4 separate regions of the Homo sapiens genome follow, and regions 1, 2 and 3 are each linked to region 4. Evidence: read pairs that join two places in POLR2A ChIA-PET (ENCODE). Cell type or tissue: MCF 10A. All regions are shown on one strand.

Region 1 (4,000 bases), 54 kb after region 4:
CCCATACAATTCTCCTTTTAATTTACCCTATGAAACATTCCAAAGATTTGCAGAGATTTATGTACAAGAATGTTCACTAAAGGATAACCTATGATAGGATGGAAAAAAATCCATAAAATACTATACAATTGGAATTATATGAAAAAAATATAATATACTGGATGGTAAAAAAAAGCAGAGTAAAAAATATGCAAGTTATCTTTCTAATTTTTGTTTAAAATATATCTTATATAAATATAGATCATAAATATATTTAAAATTAGTCATACTGTATATATTATATATAAGCATAATAACAATATTCTAAGCAATACACTAATATAAAGTAACAGTATTTATCTCTGAAGAGTATGAGACTTTTTTCTGCCTCATATTTTTCCATATTTGTTAGTTTTTCTAAAATAAAAAATTATTATGTAATCAGAAAAAAAATTTCATTAAGAAATTTAAGAAATGCTTCTCTATCTCACATACCATATACTTATATATACAGTGTGGTTCTATATTTACGAAGCTGACTTTCATAAGCTACATATGAAAAATAATTTCATTAATAGTCACACGCATAATAATAATAACCTTATATAGCACTTACCCCAACAATATTCTAAATGCTTTACATATATTAAATCATTTAATCTTCACAACTATTATGATCCCCATTTTACAGATGAAGATTGAGGCTCAAGGAGAATAGGTGACTTGCCCAAGATCACTCAGCCAGTAAATAGAGCTAAAGGATTCCACGTTCTTAACCACCACAGGCTACAGTTTCTCCTCATAAACTATACTCTAAAGCAATAAGACTGATTTATACATAAATGCCAGAACATAAACAACATAAGCACTATCTCCTTTCAAGTAGCCTCCTTGGGAAACTCTATACATATCCAAAGATGTGATCATTGATCAAAACATTTTTGGAAAACTTTCCTTTGACTATCCCCCTAGGGTGGTAAACATGTCTCCAGTGAGGAAGGAAGAGATTTCTTTCAAACAGCTACGAGTCATTCAGAAACAAGTCTCAAAGTGGATGTCAGAATTCTGCTTTTGATAACACAGCAAAAAAAACCAATGAGGCTGATTTTACTATTGCGCCCATGCTCCCAAGAAGTACACATTCACAGTAGACTAGTATTTACTATACTGCATTATTATAATTATTTGTTTACATGCCTGTCTTCCTCCTAAACTGAGGTCCTCAATAGCAAAGATTATATCTTACACTTCCTCAAGTCTCCAGCCTGTAATCCAAGTCCTGGTACACAAAGGGTACACTAATTAAGTATTTCTGAATGAACTCTACAGAGAATGTCACACAAATGCTTTCAGCTATAACAACATATTAGAATAAATATACTGCCAAGAGGGCACCTGAGTCTATATACAAATAAACATATAAGGTATGTGGAAAGAGATTATAATGAAAAAAATGGGAATTTTACAAAGTTCCCAAAATTCCAAATATTCAGGAAGATAGAAATCAGTTTTTAATGGGTCTTCTCATAATAATGTTTAGCTGTAGTCATTTCTCACAAGACATAAGAGGCGGAGCGGATATGCCTCATTGTCTGAAAAGCAATCTACTGAACCAAGGATGCAGAAATAAACATAAACTTTCTCAGACAACGATGCAAAAACACATCTGCTCCACAGAAGACACCAAGATGCATCCTGCCTATGGGTTCAATCGACAAACCACAACCTGGTGCCTGAAGTATAAATCAAAGAACCTTACATCCCTGGTACTTATTGACATTTGCTACCTGCAAATTTCTAATATGTGCAAGATGGGCCTATTTTTATTTACAGCACAAACCGCAGACTGAATGTAAAACAAGATGCTTAATAAATCCAGAGGAACATAAAACACCAGCATAACTCAGCAAGACAGACACTCACTCCTTAATTAAGTGGGTGATGTTCTGTTTAAAACAAAAAGACAACCCTGGGCTATAGCTAAGATTAAGCACTCAGTGTTGCAAGGGAAAAGCCAACCATTTTCAGGGCAAAGCCTTTAAATCATGAAAAATAAAGCATCTAATAGTCCGTATTCAATAGTAAGTAGACAGTCAGGACACAGACTGATTTGGATTAACACATTTTCAGTTATAAAAAGTAATTTTACAGAGGATTAGTATCTTGATGGTCTGATCAATATGAGGCACCGCTGCTATTACATATGAAGAGAAAATTGCCCCTCTGGTAATAAAGTGTGCGTGTCTTCGTTCTCCTTCATTTGCTGAGTCCATTACTGTAATGGTTCCAGCATTAACAGCTGGGGCAATTTAAGCAGCAGGGGTCTGATGATTTTAAAAGCTGGGAACACTGGCTACTCATCCTTTCCTCCCTTGCAGTCTGCATATGCAACTCCTCTGCCTGGCTGTGGTTCCAACACAAGGATCGTGTTTTATGAGAACAATGACTACTATTTCCCAATTATTGTCTCATTAATAGTGTTACCAGCCAATAATGTAACTAAAACAAAAATGGCTCGCAGCATATTGGCTGCTGATTTGGTGAAAAATTGCACACTATTTACCTAAATAACAAGATTGACATGACAACAGGCTAGAGTCCACATAAACTGTAATGTTTGCATTCATTTGCCCGGTGCTATTCTCATATTCTTAAGCCCAAAAAATGCTGTTGTGCTGACAGACAAAAAAAAAATTTCATCAGCAGAATTTTCCATCTTTGTTTTCAAAAAATGGCAAACTGGAAAATAGTGAGATAATGGACGGCTGTACATAGAAATAGAAAATCCATATTAATGCAGCCTTGAGACTTTAATCATGCCCAATTCAGCAGAGTGAGTTAAGGTTGCAACATCAGCCCATTTTATATTATTACTGGAGAAATGCTGGCCCTTGAGGCTCAGCCTTGAATGATCCAATCACTAAATGAAGGTGCCAAAGGGCAGACTTAGGGCTAATGCAGAAATCAGAGCTCTGAATTTTCTGATCACAAACAATTATGAAAACACTCATGCTCTGGCAACAAATCTCCTCCTCAGAGCAGCTGCAACATAATTTGGTCCTTCAAACTGAATTTTCTACTTGGTTTCTACCAGTTGTAAAGGTCTTAACTGCCCTTTATCCATATGGCAGTTTTTTAACATAAGGGGAGGCATGGTTATCTTGTAAGCAGGTCATTTCCAAAACTACAGAGTAAATAAATGATCAGCATAGCAACAGGACAGATGCTTATAGCAAAAACAAAAATGTACGTCTAATAGTCAAACTCATAGAATCAGAGAGTAGAAAGATGATGACCAGGGCTGGGAGGATGGGAAAGAGCTAATCAAGCGGCATAAAGTTTCAATTATACAAGATGAATCAGTGCCAGAGATCTGCTATACAACATTGTACCTACAGTTTACAATACTTTATTGTACACTTAAAAATGTGGTAAGAGAGTAGATCTTATGTTGTGTTCTTACCATAATAAAATACATTTTTTTAAATGCAAACCATGGCACCAATTCAAGGTTTAACTTTCAAACATGTGATGGCTTAACAAAGAGCATGCCAAGGACAAACGTTTGGAAACAAGCCCCTACCAACACAAATCTTCATCTCTTGAACCTGTTCTAATCCAACCCAAGGAATCCTAAGAATCCTCCCAGTTTACATTGTGAAATCAACCAGTGAGACAATTTTATAAAATATTACAAAACCAGTTTATAATAGAAGAGTAAATGAATGTGCTTAGCAGAACTCTAAATTCACCTTCTCTAAGGTGTGTTTTTCATTAAGGTTCCAAAAGTACCACCTTAACAAAAGTTCCTCTCCTCTAGAAGTTAGAAAGTCACACTTTAAATATAACTTTAGCAAGAAAACTGCCATAATAAACTAACAACAACAAAATACTCTAAATCTGAAAGGTAAACTGGCATTTTAAAATTGGAAGAGAACACTTGAAAACAAGTGTTGACAGTTGCTAAAGTATGTGTTGAACAGAAGAGTCTTGTTTCTCAAAATTAATGCCCACACCTATG
Region 2 (4,000 bases), 140 kb before region 4:
CAGCTGTTCAAGTTTCAGCTCTGTCTGACCTCTAAGGATGCTACATGTTTAACGGAGACAATTTAAGATATTTTAGTGAGTCCCTTAAGCATTCGCCATGGCCGTCCTTCCACACGGGAATACCTATCCTTAAACACAAAGCGCTTTTCCAGTAATGAGATTTTACGCTGTGGGGTTTACCCTTAAAGCCATTTTGCCTTCCCAATCTGTCCTCCTCTTGCTATCTGACCACCCTGAGAAGTTGCCACAGACCAGATCTTATAGGGACTTGACAGGAGGCAGGAATGTTTGACTTTAGAGAGTACAATTCTTTAAAAATAGTTTGTATTTTTAAAGCAAAATCTTGTAACTTACTTTCCAAAAAAAGACGTTACTGAAGAAAAGTTTCTATTCTGTTAAACAATTATTTATCTGCAAAAAAAAAATTATTTCAACAAAAATGCAGTCATTTATTTCCAATGTGTGAAAGAGAAAGCACTGAGAACTCCGAAACAGAATTTGAAACAGGACAAAAAAAAAAAGAAAAAAGAAAGAAAGAAGAAGTATTTCTTCTAAGACATCACAGGAGATGGTTTTAAAAGAAACAGAAATGCTAAAGTCCAAGCTGAGGCAAACCACTGTCTTCCTGTCTTTTGATCTTCTTCGAGTCAGCAAAAGGCTCTGAAACTCTTCCACAAATAAGAGAGTCCCTGGGAAGTGATCGTGAGAAGACGCTGTCCTCCACTGGGGCAGGACAATGCGAGAAGGCCGAGGGACTGTGGCCAGGGCCTATGACCAGCTTTTTTTTTTTTTTTTCTTTTTTTGAGACAGAGCCTCACTCTGCCGCCCAAGCCGGAGTGCAGTGGTGTGGTCTCGGCTCACAGCAGCCTCCGCCCCCAGGGTTCCAGCAATTCTCCTGCCTCAGCCTCCTGGGTAGCTGGGATTACAGGCATGCGCCACCACACCCAGCTAATTTTTGTATTTTTAGTAGAGATAGGGTTTCACCATGTTGGCCAAGCTGGTCTTGAACTCCTGACCTCAGGTGATCCACCCACCTCAGACTCCCAAAGTGCTAGGATTACAGGCATGAGCCACTGCGCCAGGTCTACGAGTGGCTTTAAATGAACAAACCATGGCCGCCTACCCCAGACTTGAGGTGATACTTCCTACTTCTCAGGAAGAAAGGAAGTCATAGCGAGGTGAAACAAAGGCAAGAGACAGGCCAAATCTCATAAAGAGCAAGGCACAGGGAAAGTTTTGCTTGTCAAATACACTTTAATCTCTAAAGTCACTGGGCTTTGATGTTGCCCCCAACAGAAAACCTACATGGTTTGCAAGATTTACAGCATTTCTAGTGGGAACAGTTTCATGCTCCAGGGTTTTTCCTTCAGAGATTAAGGTTTATTTTATCCCTGATGTTCAATGTGTCTGACTGTAAGAGCCTCATCAGAGACAAGGACATTCTCCTGCCCTCTGACTCATCAAATACACCAAACTTTTATTCATCAAATCAAATTCGCTTTTCAGGGAACAAAGCTGCTGGAGATGATCCAAACTGTGGGGTAATCACCGTCATTCTGACAAGACAGAAGTGTTTCTTTTGCATAGAGTCAGCTCCTAAGGGAGATGATAAAAACTGGCTAAAAATGGCTACACTAATCTCTATATTATAAAAGACCACACAATTCATTGCTTAAGTTGAAATGAGGCAAAGCAAAATAGAAGGGGGAAGAAAGAAACAAATTACCACCACTGCCCATACATCAAAGAAAATCTACCACAAAACCCCCAGCTCTCAGATAATTATAAGTCACACAGAACAGAAGCAGTTTACAAAGGCCACTTGAGGCACAGTTCACTGGAAGGAACTCTTCGTATTTCCACTAACACTTCTTTCTTGAACAAGCTGCATCTTCTTCTGACCTCAAGGTGAGGCCTGACTTGTAAGGATAATATATACTAGGCTAAGAAGCTGGTAGTAAATTTCAACTGGATGGCGTATCAGACTTAATTAATCCCAGCACTACCCAGGAAAATGGTAGGTGGAATCGCAGAACAAATGTGCCTGGATGTTGAGAGATCTACTTCTCATCTAAGCATCATGGCCAGCAGAAATGAACCGGTGAACAAGTCATGTCCTGGTTCTCAAAATCCCCATTAAGAAGAGGCTCCAACCTCAACATTCCCCATGCAATCTGTTGATGATGATTCTACGGCGAGTGGGAACCATTTGCTTTTATCAAAACAAAAGGCAAAACAAGAAAGAATTTCCCCACACTCCTCTCTAAATACACAAGCTTAATAGAAAAGAAGTCTATTCACTTCTAGGAATGGAAAACATAAACAAACCCCTTTGGTGTAGTATTCATAATGATGCTAATGGAAGACACTCCTTTTTCACTGACGCATGTCAGTGCATCTCTGAAGTTAACACATAAAACCACAAAACACGCCAGGGAGGGGAAGAGGCTCATCTGATACCAGCAAGTGATTAGCAGAGGCTAAAGTGTTACCCAGGTATCTGGACTTCTGACTCACAACCCTCCTAGAGATTACTCCTGGAGGTTGCCTTAGGACACAGGTAACTGTAAGTGAGGTTTTACTCTAAATTGAACAATTTGATCCTTCTCCTAGTACCCCCAGCTATACTGTAATAATGCCCAACCATTTTCCTCTGTTTTTCCACAACAGACACACACTTGTGAAATAAGGAAGGTATGTTTGTCCCTTTGGGGGACAGTTTCTTCCATGCAATTTGCAACAAAATGCACCTTGGATTTTAAAAGAGCTATCCTGTAGTTACGATATTGATTTTTCATTTTGCTCCACAAATACTACCACAACTTTATAACTGATATACAGCATTAACAGTTTCCTTGGCCTTAGAGACCAAATTAATCACAAAATCAACAATCTGTTTTTATGCCACAGAGTTCAATTTTCGTTTTCAACATAAATTGCAAAACCACGGCCAGAGCCCAGTGCAATTTTAGAGATGCATTGCTAAATTGCCTCCCATTTGTGATTTAATACAACAAAGGTTTTGCAAATTAAAATGTTTAAGGCTTTAGGTTAGCCTGTATTTAGTCAGCTACCAGGCAACTGAATGTTTACAGGCTGATTTCTGGAGAACAGAGTAAAGCTAGCTGGGATACCACATGTCTGGCTACAGTGCACTTCCTCTCAGGAACCTCCAGGTTGACCTGTAAACATCAGTGCCACACAGAATGGTTTCTGAGAAATGTCTCCTCAGATCAGATGACACAAATGCATCTATAGATTCACCTATCTTCCCCCACCTTGTCCTCCTGTCCTTACCATTCTACTGAAATTCTTCCCATGATGAATGCAACGGTATGGCCACTTCTTAACTTCCCTGCAGGGTTCGACACTATTACATTCGCTGACTTTCCTCCACTCCATTCTACCACCTACTCCTGGTCCTCTTCTCACCTCTCTCGCTGCTATCTCTGGCTGTTCCACTGACTGTTCTGCGCCTGTCCTTCAGACTAGGTCACCCTACTTTGTTCTCCTTTACTCTTGAAACTACATTCTCTCTTACTCACTCCAATCGCTCAGCCACTGTCTCTGTGGAGATGCCTGCCATGTGCTAAGTGCTTTCAAGCCTGAGTTAACATATGAGAGAACACTGCCTGGCACATGATAGGCATGAAAGGAATGCCTACTGCAGACATAAATCAAACTCCCAAATCTACGCTTGGCTCTGACGTCTCTACCAAGTTCCAAACTGGTATTTTCAGCTCTTCTGAGATGTTCGGTATACCGGCTGCTCAAACTCATTTGCCCCTAAACTTCCTTCTTGGGTGTAGCTCAGTAAATGGTATCACCATCCATCTAATAACTAAGACTAGAAGAAATCTTGTAAAATTGCCTGTGACTTCATCATCTCTCAGCTCTGTCATCCAGACTGATGGTGAATTCTATGTACCTATCTAAAAACAAAACAGGCTGGGTGCAGTGGCTCACACCTGTAATCCCAGCACTTTGGGACGTCGAGGCA
Region 3 (4,000 bases), 68 kb before region 4:
GATAAACTTTTTATTGTTAAATATAGTGTTCTTACTTCTCAGTGAAATCAACTTGTAATTACCTATAGCAACTGTAACTGATTACTCTTGCCCCATGTTATTTTGGCAACAAGCAGAGGCAACAGGTTCTTACTTGCCTTTAAGCCTCAATAAAATTGAAAAGATTTTAAGTACCTCAGTGTGTTTGGTGCACTCCCAGCTCCCAGCTCCCACTAACCAAACTGTTAAATAAGTAGAAGATGTGACAACATACAAAAGACTGTTAAGTTTAAAAGTCAAGTTTAAATTGTCCAAAACTTCCCCCCAAAATTAACCCATTCAATGTTTTATGCCAGCTAGTTTTTGAGAAAAAATTCTATTTAATAAAGCACAAAATACTTTGTTTACATTTCTAATTATAACCACGGCTCTACAGGAAACAAAGACAGAAGCCAGAGTATGACAGTAGAGATTACAGTGATACTCAAATAAAATATATCACAAAAAATTTTGTACCATATTTAATAACATACATAATAGTGTATGTCAAGAACTTCCCTCACAGGTTCAGTACATATTCATCATCACCATACATTTAAATAGCCCTCTTTCTTTCTTTTTGAGACTAGAGTCTCGCTCTGTTGCCCAGGCTGGAGTGCAGTGTCGTGATCTTGGCTCACTGCAACCTCCACCTCCCAGGTCCAAGTGATTCTCCTGTCTCAGCCTCCTGAGTGGTGGGGATTACAGGCATGTGCCACCACACGTGGCTAATTTTTTGTTAAAAACAGCCCTATTTCTTATTCTCTACTTTCTATTTCCTTAGCCAAGAGCTAAGATACAAAAGATTCTCAGCTTGGTGTGGTGGTTCACACTTGTAATCCCAGCACTTTGGGAGGCTGAGGCAGGCAGACCACTTGAAGTCAGGAGTTCAAGACCAGCCTGGCCAACATGGTGAAATCCCGTCTCTACTAAAAATACAAAAATTAGCCGGGTGTGGTGGCACATGCCTGTAATCCCAGCTACTCAGAAGGCTGAGGCAGGAGAATCACTTGAACCTGGGAGGCAGAGGTTGCAGTAAGCCAAGATAGTGCCACTGCACTCTAGCCTGGGTGACAGAGCAAGACTCCATCTCAAAAAAGAAGATTCCCACCCTTGTGATTACTTCCTCTGTTTCCTTAACTCCACACCTGGAGGAGCTTTAAAAGGCTGGTCCCTTGCTATCCATGTCACAGATCTTGAGGCAGGAGAAACTCACAAGTTGTAGATGGCCAGCTGGTACCATGGAGTCTAATGATGCCTCATCTGTCCAGTGCTGATCTTCGACATTCCCATGTCTGGGATGGGAAATCCATTTTGTAGAACGAAAGGAGACAGAAGGCAAAAGGGGAAAGTGTGACATAGGGAAGGCACATTCTAGGAGGGAAATGGCATGGTGTGTGTATAAGAGCACAATCAATTCCCAGCTGCAATAGTGTCACATGAATGGCATGGACTTGCAAGAGAAGAGCCTGGAGAGGTGGGTGGAGACCAGGACATGGGTTTATGAACCATAGGAAAGAATCTAGAACTTACACTGAGACTACTGACAGACACTAAAGCCTTTTTCACCAGTCAGATCTGTTTTCAGAATGATCTCTCTAGAAGGTACCAGCTTCTTCGTGCATAATTACTACACTTTTTCTAGACACGTTCCCAGCGTAGCAACAAATGGGTACTGTATAAGCCAGAGAGCATTTAGGAAACACAGCTGATGGACTACATCACTAGGAAAGAAAGATTAGCCAAGGAGAAGCCTCCCTGCCAGAGTTCTAGAGTTTAGAAATGCTTTCCTTGACGGGTTGCAAGAAAAGCTTGCTGCTGACACAGCACATACTCCTTCTCAGCCACGGAGCAATGAATGGTCTGAAAAAATGGAGAATTTAGAAAAGTCTGAAGGGGTGAGAAAAAAAAACAAACTAATCATTCCCAGCTCAGAATCTATAACAAGAAGCCGCTCTCAGATGCCTCGAAACAAGCAATTCAAGACAAACATAGTCCCTTGACACAGATAAATTGTAAAATTAATTATAAGTTTTCTAGGATTTCAGGTGAAATATTGAAAACTCTTTACAGAAAAATCTAAAGCCCTTCAACATCATGTCTGGCTCTGTCAGCTTTCAGATTAAGCATTTGGGGAAAAAATTTAAGATAAAAATATTTACATTACAGAGGAGAACCTCATTACATCATGTTTCACGGACTTGGGAGAAAAATTGAAAGTATGAAAAGGAGAGAAAAACTGCTATGCGGGCCATTAGCTAAAGCTTCAAAATCACTATATTATCTGAAGTAAAATATGAAATCAGGTAAGGAAGCAGAGATACTTCTCAAACAATATTCTCCAAACCAGAGCTTCTAACAGTAGAGGTTTCAATTCCTTGGGTAACCTCAGGAAGGTATAAAGAGAGTTGTGGAGACTCACAGGAAACCCTTACGTTGTAAATAACACAGAAACCAGAACCGAACTGGGTTAATCAAAAGAGGGTCATTATTTGTTCATCTAGCTTCAGGTAAAGCTTGATCCAGAGTTCAAAGTACACACCCAATACCCAGTTTCTCTCCTCCCCAAAGCTCAGGAAAAAGAAAGAGAGAGTGGCCACAAAAGCTGGGGGCAGTCATTTGGGGGCCATGAGCTTTAGAATGGCCAAAAGAGGAAGGGGAAGAAATTTGAAACTGATCACATCATTACTGTTGGAACAAGGTCCACTTGAAGCCAGTGAGACGCCAGTTCTTAGGATGAAGTGAGAGAATTCCTTACCTTTTTAAATTAAGCCTCTTTGGGTCTGGAATTATTATTTGCTATCAAAAGAATCCTATTACTAAACAGAGACTGCAGTTGCAGAAATCAAAGAGTTACTGAACAGTGGCCACAATGTAACTGAATAGTACAAGCTCCTCAAGAACAACAAATACTTAACAGATTTGGGGCAAAAAATACTCATTTGCCACTATATACGGATACAAAGAAGGATGAAGACACAAATTACTTCTTTTAGGAGCTTACAAGTTTACAAGTCTAATTCAAACACACATAAAACTATTTATGGCCTTAGAAGTCAGGAGAGTGTTTACTGTTGTGGGGAAGCAGACACTGGAAGGGAGCACTTCTAGGACGCTGATATGTTTCATTTCTTGACCAGGGTGCTAGGTACACAGATATGTTTACAGCAATTCTTCAAGCTGTATGTTTATGATATATGTCATATTTCAATACTGAAAATTCAACAGACAGGCCAGGCGCAGTGGCTCATGCCTGTAATCTCAGCACTTTGGGAAGCTGAGGCGGGCAGATCACCTGAAGTCAGGAATTCGAGACCAGCCTGGCCAATATGGTGAAACCTTGTCTCTACTAAAAATACAAAAATTTGCTGGGCATGGTGGCCCGCGCCTGTAATCCCAGCTACTCAGGAGGCTGTGGCAGAAGAATCACTTGAACCTGGGAGGCAGAGGTTGCAGTGAACTGAGATTGTGCCATTGCACACCAGCCTGGGTGACAAGAGCAAAACTCCATCTCAAAAAAAAAAAAAAAATCAATAGACAGGTTGGAAGTTAATAAAATCTCCCAGATATTAGACTAAAAAACAAACATAAAGATTGAAAATAAGGGAATAAACAAGAAAACTAGAGGAAGAGTCCAGAAGGTTAACTAAATCATATGGATTCCAAAGAGATGAGAAAACTGGAGAGGAAGAAATAACTAACAAAGCAATTCAAGAAAATGTCCAACAACTGAAGGGCATGATTGAAAGCCCTACACAATGACAGTAAAATGAGTGAAAAATATCACTGTGAAATTGTAAAACATTCAAAAAAAGATCCAACAAAAAAAGCGACATAAAAGCTGAAGAAAAATTCAGAACTCTTAAAATGAACACTGTAAGATAAAAGACAGTAATGCAATGTCACTACGATTCTGAAAAAAAATATTATTTCCTAACAAGGTTTTCATACTGGAAGAACCTACATATACCAAGGTGGAATA
Region 4 (4,000 bases):
CAACAGCAAAGTGTGTAAGAGAGCAAAAAATAGAAGAACAAAAATCCATCACGATAAGTGGTTTTTCAAACAACGTCTCGCAAACACCCATTCAGAAGTGCCTTGAGTTAGGAGAATAGAAGAATTTAAGAAATCTATCATCCAAGAAGCCAAGAATGACTCAGAAGGCAGACCAAAGCCTCGCCTTCAAACATGATAACTGAAAAAATAGGGCACTTTTCTTCTCTGGCACTGGCATCCACCAGACCAAGCACCTGGGTTATTCAATGCAGTATCATTCATGTTCTTGGATATCACAGCAGTAAATATTTTATTAGAAAATAAAAGGAGAAAAGAAAAGGGAATCTAAAGGGGAAATTTTCTGAGCTTGAAATGCAAAATGTGTTTAGTTACCTTCAACATACACCTTTTCAAAGCAATTGAAATGTGTCTGCATACAATAGGAATGTTAAGACCTCTGTAGGCCATGATCCTGCTACTTTTGAAGGCCTCACTCAACATCAAAATAAACATATTAAATTGTATTCATATTTCACATTAAAAGGTTTCTCTGCAATGCAAAATAATTTGAGAAGATTTTTCGTTTGAATTTATTTGGCCTTGAGAAACTCATTTATGACTAATTATAATTTCTCAGCAATCACTGGATAGTACTTGGGAATTCTTGGAAATTCCAAATTCCAACTTACAAAATCTTTTCAAATATAGTAGAGAAGGCAGGGAAAGAAGCAAGGAGGTTCGTTAGGAAGAAATTACATTTTTTTCCATACAAACTGTAACAACTTTGGAAGCTGATATAAGGCTCCATTTTATAAGCATTTAGTTAAACATTTATTCATTTCAATTCTGCAATTTTATGTCTGGAGTTTGGAGTCAATACATTTTTTTCAAGTCTCATACATTTTTAGAGACCCCTGAAAAACTCTGTGGCTGAGATGAGTGGCAGCTGTTTTCCTCCTCTTCCTGCTGAGTTCTGGCCAATGGAATGTGAACAGAAGTGATGAGTGCCACTTCCAGGTCTGGCCCATAAAAAACCCCTAAACACATTTCTGCAGCTCTTTTCCCCTTCTTGCTGGCTGGAATAGAGATAACCTAAGGTGACCTTAGAAACCTTGTGTGGAAGATGGCAGAGCCTCCTTCAGCTTAGATCCCTAAATGAATACAGAGAGGAAAATGTCCTACCACCCTGTTTACCTACTCATTACTGTTACATAAACAAGAAATGCATTTTATTATGTTTAAGCCATTATAGACTATTTTGATATGATTTTTGCAGCAAAAATCATATCAAGTTAGGGTACGTTGCAGCAATAACCTACCCTAACTAATGTAAACCCACAGGGCTAGACACAATGCCTGTAGTGTCTCATAGATAAATGGCCCTGATTAATAATTTAGACTTTCATCTCTTTTATTTATGCAATTACTAAACCCTAATAAAAATGATATCTAACACTTGTATCGCAGTTGCTATATACTAAGTTCTGCTCTAAATATTTTACATGAATTAACTTATTTGATCTTCATAACAATGCTCAGTGGTGGTTACCATAATTATCCCCACTTGACAGATTATGAAACTGAGGTACAGAGAAATTAAGTACCCCGCCCAAAGTTAAACAATGAGTAAGTGACAGAGCTAGTACTCAAGCCCAAGTAATATGGTTCTGGCAGCCATGCTTTCAATCAGTATGCTATAAATGCGGAGAATCAAGGTGAAAACATGAACTCCAAGGTAGCTCCATTTTCATCTCCCCTCTCACCCAGAAGAAGGAAAGATAAATGGACATAATCGAATATGCAATACCACATCCCCATGTTTGTCATAGATACATTTATTGTTAACCTTAAAGAGAACTTCAGCTAACTCAAGACAGTTCTGATTTACTCTGAATCCTGACTTTCAAAAGGCGCCCACCACATATGTGGGTAGATGAGTCCAAAAGTCAATGTAATTATATACTCGCTTTCATGAAAATGCAAATGTCTCTGGAAGGCAGCTAATAAGTAAATCTGTACTTTTCCAAAGAAGCAAGGATTAACTTCATTGTGGGTTAAATTAGCTGAACATCAGAAAAGGACATCCAAAATAAACAGTCATGTACTGGTGGTAGCCAGGGGTGATGTGACCAAACGCACACTTGAGGAGGAATTCCAAGGGTGGTTGTGAACATTTTTCTGATTCAAAGTAAACAAAAAAACAAGGCAAGTTTTGACATGGACAAGACACTTGAGATCATAAAAAAGCAGCAGCCTCACCAAGCAGGCCACAAATCTAGATTAAATGCATATTTCAGATGACTCATAAACCACCCCCAAAATGACTCTGTGCTCATAAGCTAAACAGAGGCCATTTCTCCACTTACAAAGCTGCCTATCCATCCCACCAAGGTCCTGCTACACGGAGTTGCCCCTTTGTGCATCAAAAGGGAAATTTAAAAGAAGCATTAGATCCCCCGGCATCATCTTCTACTCGGGTAAGAAATATCTATTCCATCCCCTACCTCAAAAAAAGCCACAACCCCACCCCTTAGTTTTGTCTCCCTGGAGGCCGAATTGACCAGCAGTCATGTTTCCGAATCAAATGATATTTACACATTCTGTGCCAGGCACTGTACTAGGAATGTTAACATTTATTATCTCTTTTAACTGCAAAGGATTTAAAACCTGAGCTCTATCTGGCAGCTAACCAAAAAGACAGGCAGATGTGCAAATGGTCAAAATTCATATGGCTCCTTTTGAGTGTAACCATATGAAGGATCAAAGGATGTCAGGTACCTAGACCATTTTAGAAAAGACATAAAACAAGCTGTGCTATGGCAAATGTGGAAGGAAATCCCAAATGTTTGGAGACATCAATCAGTCACTAAGCATCTACTTAAATATCATACTTGTGCCCAGGCCTGTGCTAGGTAATGTAAAAGGAGTTTGCAGTTAACAACAGGCTAAAGCAGCTAACAGTAGTTAACATAAATTGAGCATCTACTATGTGTCAGGCATTATATTATGCACCTTAGCCTATATTAACTCACTGAATCCTCACATCAACCCCATGAACAATCCAGCCAGAATTAGACATGGGAGAAAAATATATTAATCTTATTACAATAGAAAGTCAAAATGTTTTATATGAAACAGTTATTTTTAGATGATTTCTGGGAACTCTTTCTATACTTCAGGCCGGTGAATAATATATTCCTTGATTGTTATTAAATTTGACTGAAGATATCTTCAGAATCTGATCTATAAATGATATAAAACCTGACCTGCAAGTTGAATGCATCATATCACAATAATCACAAGAAATTTACTCTCTTTGATATAACATTAAAATTGAAGAGTCCCATGGGCTTAATAATGACACCTTGAAAAGAGGTACCTTCCCCTGTTTAAAAAAAAAATTCATAAAGCCAGGCTCCAAAGTAAAAAAGTAAAAATAAAAAAGTCAGATTATAGTATTTTATTTATTTTTTATTTTTTTTATTATACTTTAAGTTTTAGGGTACATGTGCACAACGTGCAGGTTAGTTACATATGTATACATGTGCCATGCTGGTGTGCTGCACCCATTAACTCGTCATTTAACATTAGATTATAGTATTTTAATAGGAAATTTCACAGCAGAAAATTCATGAAATCTACTGCTACTAATAAGAAAATAATTCTAAACAGTGTCAAAATTAGTCTTCACATTTACTAAGAACAAAAACATTAGGTTCCCATCTTTAAGGTCAGATTAAGGTGATGGGTTGGATTGAGCCATCCATCAGGTTAAATAAATGCTTCTGGACAGTGCGTAGACTAAACAGGGCTAAGGATTCCTAAGAAAAACACCACTTATAACAGTGGAGGTCAGCACAGAGGCCTGGCCCAGTGGGGAGATGCCCTGTAGCTGCAGGTCTGGGAGACTACCCTACAAATTCTCATCAGACACTTAATCAATATCATGCCTTAGGACCTGAACTGCTACTATAAAATCAATATTACCTTTATTTTAAGT

What was found. ChIA-PET counts read pairs that join two places held together with the same protein. Peaks named below come from ENCODE experiments on the same cell type or tissue, not always from the same donor. Only the 100,000 strongest peaks of a DNase experiment are listed, where the experiment ranks them.
Region 1: POLR2A ChIA-PET joins it to region 4 with 6 read pairs; 9 of 35 experiments call an interaction of 5 or more read pairs at or near these places.
Region 2: POLR2A ChIA-PET joins it to region 4 with 5 read pairs; 2 of 35 experiments call an interaction of 5 or more read pairs at or near these places.
Region 3: POLR2A ChIA-PET joins it to region 4 with 5 read pairs; 3 of 35 experiments call an interaction of 5 or more read pairs at or near these places.

The regions. Positions count from the first base shown.
Region 1 is chr16:53,713,173-53,717,172 of GRCh38, reverse strand. All of the region lies in intron 1 of FTO (FTO alpha-ketoglutarate dependent dioxygenase), which reads right to left. Among named protein-coding and RNA genes, the nearest start is that of FTO, 11 kb to the right of the region's middle. In MCF 10A, no CTCF peak of the experiment used is centred here; no DNase peak of the experiment used is centred here.
Region 2 is chr16:53,910,782-53,914,781 of GRCh38, reverse strand. The region is part of intron 7 of FTO (FTO alpha-ketoglutarate dependent dioxygenase); the gene reads right to left. Among named protein-coding and RNA genes, the nearest start is that of FTO-IT1, 130 kb to the left of the region's middle. RefSeq lists an enhancer at 1-493. In MCF 10A, no CTCF peak of the experiment used is centred here; DNase peaks (open chromatin) are centred at 1,521, 2,431 and 2,981.
Region 3 is chr16:53,835,440-53,839,439 of GRCh38, reverse strand. All of the region lies in intron 3 of FTO (FTO alpha-ketoglutarate dependent dioxygenase), which reads right to left. Among named protein-coding and RNA genes, the nearest start is that of FTO, 130 kb to the right of the region's middle. In MCF 10A, no CTCF peak of the experiment used is centred here; no DNase peak of the experiment used is centred here.
Region 4 is chr16:53,766,986-53,770,985 of GRCh38, reverse strand. The region is part of intron 1 of FTO (FTO alpha-ketoglutarate dependent dioxygenase); the gene reads right to left. It overlaps LOC124903691 (a long non-coding RNA gene), which reads left to right and starts at 2,259. Exons shown (of 3, transcript XR_007065070.1): 1 at 2,259-2,477. In MCF 10A, no CTCF peak of the experiment used is centred here; a DNase peak (open chromatin) is centred at 2,215.